Regions from separate parts of the Homo sapiens genome. Here region 1 is linked to region 2. The links are chromatin loops, found by intact Hi-C in ENCODE. Cell type or tissue: Caco-2. All regions are shown on one strand. Each heading gives the region's core, and the rest is flanking DNA. Links, peaks and the distances in the headings are about the cores only. Region 1 overlaps SORBS1 (sorbin and SH3 domain containing 1). Region 2 overlaps SORBS1 (sorbin and SH3 domain containing 1).

The links. A loop is a pair of places that touch in the nucleus more often than their neighbours do. Peaks named below come from ENCODE experiments on the same cell type or tissue, not always from the same donor. Only the 100,000 strongest peaks of a DNase experiment are listed, where the experiment ranks them.
Region 1: it touches region 2 in a loop (2.6-fold over the local background); 12 of 110 quality-filtered maps call a loop at or near these places.

What each region holds. Positions count from the first base shown.
Region 1 is chr10:95,516,323-95,519,232 of GRCh38, reverse strand. The region is part of intron 1 of SORBS1 (sorbin and SH3 domain containing 1); the gene reads left to right. Among named protein-coding and RNA genes, the nearest start is that of SORBS1, 44 kb to the left of the region's middle. In Caco-2, for the core only: no CTCF peak of the experiment used is centred there; a DNase peak (open chromatin) is centred at 1,512.
Region 2 is chr10:95,466,088-95,468,997 of GRCh38, reverse strand. All of the region lies in intron 2 of SORBS1 (sorbin and SH3 domain containing 1), which reads left to right. Among named protein-coding and RNA genes, the nearest start is that of SORBS1, 94 kb to the left of the region's middle. In Caco-2, for the core only: no CTCF peak of the experiment used is centred there; a DNase peak (open chromatin) is centred at 1,577.

The DNA of each region.
Region 1 (2,910 bases), core at 287-2,786, 50 kb before region 2:
CAGCTCTGCCCGTTGCTGATTGCATTTGGCTGTTGGGTTTTTTGGCTTTCTGATGTGTCGTTTGTATCGGCCATTTAGCCTATTCTGTTTCACAGCCTTTTCATCCTAGGAATCACACAACTTGAGCATTTTTGACCTTGTAAGGCTTTGTAGAAGAGACTGTAAATTCCAGATCACTCTGTACAGCAGTGCAGGGGTTGAAGTGAGGGAAGATCTGTTACTTGGACGGATGGCCTTGGCCTCTGAAGGCAGTCCCTGCAGTTGGTCTTGGGTGTATGTTGAACACATCCCAGAGGGAGGTGGGGCTGCACAGAAGACTGCTGATGGGTGTGAGCCCATGGAAGACTTGGAGACTGACACCTGCTTCTTTTGCAGCATATGGTATTTTTTCAGTTCTCTGCAGGAGGGAGGGAGGTTTAGATATTTAAATGTATGGTAAACAGTCTCCTTTCCCTTATTACTTATCTTTGATTCATTCCAAGCCAGTTTCAGGGGGCCTAGTAGAAAAGTAAGTGTCCTCTGTCATTCCTTCCCTCCCTACCAGAAAGCTCAAAGTTTCCGGCTAACCTCCGGTTTGGGTGAGAGATTGCTGAGAGGCAGTGTGGCTGGGTCCTAGGTAAAGGCCAGGCAGATGTGGTTTCATGATAGGTTCTAACTGGCACGTGTTTTTGTGTGCTCAACAGCATCCTATCTCTTCTCTTAATGGCCATCTAGTTCATTCTTTAACATTAGTGGGGAGGAAGCCTCCCTGGGGCCCAGGGAGGTGAAATGACTTACTCTGGGTCACATAGTAGTAGAAGATTCCACACTAGAATTGTATCTCTTTTCTGTTTTATATCATGTTGCATTGAGTCTCCAAGGTCTGTACATACTTCACAGACTCTTAGAGAAACTTATACCTAATATGGTGATGGATAGCTGAATATGGCTAAGAGCACACACTTTGCGATCTGATTTGGGTTCTATTAATAGTTCTGGCTCTGCTACTTATTCACTATGTGATCATGAGTATGTTCCTGGTCTCCCTGAGTCTCAGTTTCTTCATCTGTAGAAAGGGGACCATAACTACCTCATTAGGTTTTGAGGATCACCCAGGACTATTGCTTGGTACATGTAGACACTCAGTACATTGCAGCTGGCAGCATTATTTTCCATACCTTGCTGTAGAGCTCCAAGGTATAGTGAGGCTGCCAGCTGTGGTGAGGCTGGCATCCCTCCACTTTGAGACTGAGGTAGGGAGAACTGCAGCACATCTCAGACCTGCCTGGATTCCTGTGCCATTTTGCTTCATTCAGCACATGCCCTTTGAGCAGCCTGGGGCATGTGCACCCATTGGAAGAGGATGCCTTTGGGTTTAATAACTTGTGCGTTTAATAATCAGCCTTTTTGGCTGAGTGATATGGCAGCAGCAGATTGATTTTATTGGGGCAGAAAAAGAGTTGTGTGCTTTTCCGGGTAGCCCTGAGTCACAGACCGCCAATTTGTTATCTGCACATATGTGCAGTCAGCTGTGCACAACGTCCTCTTCCCTGCCCAGCTGCTCTGGTGTGATTCATTCTACAAATATTTGAGTACCTACTGTGTTCCAGGCACAGGACAAAGTACCAGGGGAAGATACATTGATGAGCAGAAACAGACCTGAGCCCTGACTTCATGGGCTTTGTGAGGTTGTGGGGAAAACAGGCATTAAGCAAATGAGGGTAACATTATAATCAGTGTAAGGCTATGAAGAGCAAGTACATGGGGCTACTGAAGCAGGTACTAGAGAGATTTGACCTAAGCTGGAAGTCCAAGGAAGGTTCCCAAAGAAGCGGCAAGTGAGCTGAAGGAAGGCCAAAGGTGTGAGGAGTGGGTGAGGGCCGGACCCGACTCTTGTGCCATCCCCTGAGCCCAACACCCTTCCTTCTTTTCCTTGGTCCTTTAGGAGGCAGTTAATCCTCTTGCAGTCAGTCTTGTTATAATTTCAGATGTATTTTATTTCTTTTCAATTGCATAGGTTTCAGGGCAAAAATAGAATATGGCCTCTACTTTAGGAGTTCAACAACAATGCAGCCACTTGTTGAATATCAACTGTGTGCATTTTCATTGAATCCTCTCAACCCTGGAAGGTCAGTATTAGGATTCCCAGGCGAAGAAACTGAGGCTCGGAGAAAGGCTAAGTAACTTGGGCTTTTGTCTCCTGTTGGTTACTGATTAGAAAGCTGGGATTTTAACCCTATGGCCCATTGCCAAACACTCTTGTGTCCTCTGCCTCTCCCTCTCAGAGACAGCTTTGTGGCTTGACCTGGGGATCCAACAACTATCTCCATGTCACGTCCATGGGAAAATGCAACCTGAGTTCCAACCCTCCAACTTGAAAATGAACTTTTGGCGCATGGCCTGTTTGTCGGTTGAGGGCTGTTGTCTTAATTCTGTGTCAGAGAGGCATTGAAAATCCAGAATTAATGGAAGATGGTCTTGGAAATAGTCACTTGAGGTGAGTGACAATGGACCAGATGAAAAGAAAGTCAATTTCACCCCTGTTGTGGCCAGTATACCTGTGGAGCGTGGGGAAGAGAAATGGGTGTGGGCTGGTAACTTTTAATTATTTAGAGTTAAGTCTCTAATTTTTGTGCGCTTTTTTAATGAGTGGGCTCTGGGTAGGGGTAATCTATGCTAGTTACTTCATCTATCTGAGCCTCAATCTCCTCTGTAAAATGGGATAATGCAGCTTATCTACTTCAGCACTGCTGTGAGATTCAAATGAACTACAGAGCCTTAGGATTAGAAGAGGGTATCAACATTTGATATATTATCAAATGTATTAAGATAATACACTTGAAAGTGTTTTGTAGGCCTGTGTATATGATGCTACTTTTGTTGATCTACCACCGTGGTTCATGTTATTATTAATAGCACAACACACTGGTT
Region 2 (2,910 bases), core at 157-2,656:
ACTTGATTCCTCTGTGTACCTAAGGTTTTACACGTATCACATTGTCATTGTCATAGCCCCAAAGCTGGTCTTATTATTTCATTCCTTGCAGAAGAGGAGTGAAGCCCAAAGAGGCAAAGCAAAATGCCCTTAGATAGGACCTGAAATGGAGGAGGCAGAACTCCACTCTGCCCTGTCCGGCCCCCAGCCTGCACCTCCTGGTTCACATTTCTTTAGGCTGAGCCTCCTTATTTCCTTCAGTCCTTCTCTATGTAATGAGGCTGAAAACATTGCTTTGTAGAAGCTCATATTTGGAGCTAGATGCGTTGCACTGAGCAATCAGTAGACAAGAGAAAATAGCACCTTAGGCAAATAAATACATTAATAATAAAAGAGTGCAGGTTCCATAAGTGGGAAAGAAAGAAAGATCATAAACACAAATTTTCATGTCTGGGTGAGTTGGGGCTGTGGAAATCTGTCATCCATTCTTTCCTAGGATCCATCCATCCTAGAAAATCTTTCTGGAGGAAGTGGGAACCATGTAAAGGACATGATGTGGCAGCTTAGCTTGTAGGGGCTGGGAAGAGGGAGAGGGAAAATTTTTCAGACAAGGGGGCACTGCTTGGGGAAGGCCTAGCAGTGAGAGTGGAAGGCAAGGGTGCTCCTTGCGTGGGTACCTTAACAAAATGGCAGTGTGGGCGGTTTGGAGAAAGGGTCACCATGGGATCTGAGGGGGCTGCTGAACTACCAGTTTTTATATCTGGGCCGTGCTGTTCCAGTGAAGTCTCTTTAGCCTAACACCTTTGTTAGAAGATGGTAAAGGGCTGGGCACGGTGGCTCACGCCTATAATACCAGCACTTTATGAGGCCGAGGCGGGTGGATCAGTTGAGGTTGGGAGTTCGCGACCAGCCAGAACAATATGGAGAAACCACATCTCTACTAAAAATACAAAATTAGCTGGGCCTGGTGGTGCATGCCTGTAATCCCAGCTACTCGGGAGGCCGAGGCAGGAGAATCGCTTGAACCAAGGAGGCGGAGGTTGTGGTGAGATGAGATCATGCCATTGCACTCCAGCCTGGGCAACAAGAGTGAAACTCTGCCTCAAAAAAAAAAAAAAAAAAAAAAAAAAAAGAAGATGGTAAAGGTTGAATTTTCTAAGAATTGATTTTGCTTCCTTTGGGAAGTTTCAGAGTATATGAATGCTCAGTTTCTCTTAAGCCCAAAGATAATTTAGAAGTCATGTTTCTGTGGAGGTTTCTTTCCCCATTGTGAGTTTAAATTTGGGGCGGCTTTTAATGCTCAATTAGAATACTTCTTATGGTTAAGTACTTTCTATTCCAAAAAACAAAAACACCTCTCAAATCCTCTGCACAAGACCTGCCTTTGAAAACATCTGGTAAAAATAACAAGTCACTTGGAAAACTGTGATTCTCAAATGGACCCCCGCCTCTTGGTTAGTGGGAAGTCACTGGGGTAAACCTTTATTTCCTGTTGCTTCCACACAGCCGGCCCTTCACGGAAATATTTCACATGTTTCCTCAGGCAGCAGGGAACCTTGAAGGGCAGACAGAGGGCTGGGGCCCCAGATAGGAACACAGTTGCTGTCTTTGCTCAATAGCGCCTCAGGGTGTGTGGAGAGCCAGCCTCTGCCTTTGAAGCTGGGCCGGCTCCCTGCCCCTAACTGCTGAAAACCCCAGCTCTCCCCAAGCCATGAGCAAGGCCCAAACTTGCCACACCTCTGGCTCTTTTTGCAAGAGAGATGTTTTAAAATAGTCTTAAATGTCAGACATATTTTTTTTCACAACATGCCTCAGACATCTCATAAATTATTCTGCAGTAAAACTTTAATAGGAATGCTTAGAAAATGAAGAGTTCTAGTCAATGGAGTTTTTGGTAACTTATACAACCGTTAACCCCAAATCACCCTACTTTTTCTACCCCAGAACTCATTGAAGAAAATAATTTAAAAATAGAGATGATTTTTCTGAACCCATGTTAGAGGCTGTCTTTGATGACTGAGGTCTTATGTTTCTTCATAATGCCATATGTTAGTTTGAACAACGTGATATTCCAATATTTGACTATTTTTTACTTTAAAAAGTTAATTTGAGATGGTTCAGTCTGATAATATGTAGGAAGTATAGGAGTTGGAGTTCAGTGTTTTCTGACCAGAATACACCGATAAAGTTGATTATTTTTTCTTAGAAAAAAAAAAAAAAAAGAAATCTGCGATATCCACCTTTCTTGCCATTTGCTTCCTTCTCTTGAATATGGGTAATTAAAGATTCTGGTTGCAGAATTTGCATGGTTGCTCAAGCTGTGTCTGCTGTCACATTGGCTCCACATTGGGGCTCTTACAAATATGTGTCACATCTATAGCTGTAGATCTAACGAGCTCTCTTTCGTGTGCACATGCTTCTGTACATGAGCCTGTGAGCCCTCCTTCCTTTTGTGGTTTTTCAGTGTTGTGGCTTAGATTTATTTCTATTTATAATGCTTACTGTCTTGATTTATTCAGTTACTAGTTCCTGAAAAGTTGGAATTTGGGAAGTTTTTTCTTTTTCTTTTTTTTTTTTTGGAGATGGAGTCTTGCTCTGTCGCCAGGCTGGAGTACAGTGGCGTGATCTTGGCTCACTGCAACCTCCACCTCCCGGGTTCAAGTGATTCTCCTGCCCCAGCCTCCTGAGTAGCTGGGATTACAGGCGCCTGCCACTACAGCCAGCTAATTTTTTGTATTTTTAGTAGAGACGGGGTTTCACCATGTTGGCCAGGCTGGTCTCGAACTCCTGACGTCGTGATTAGCCCACCTCGGCCTCCCAGTGTGCTGGGATTACAGGCGTGAGCCGCTGTGCCCGGCCAGAATTTTTTTTTTTTTCGAGTCTTGCACTGTTGCCCAGGCTGGAGTGCAGTAGCGTGATCTTGGCTCACTG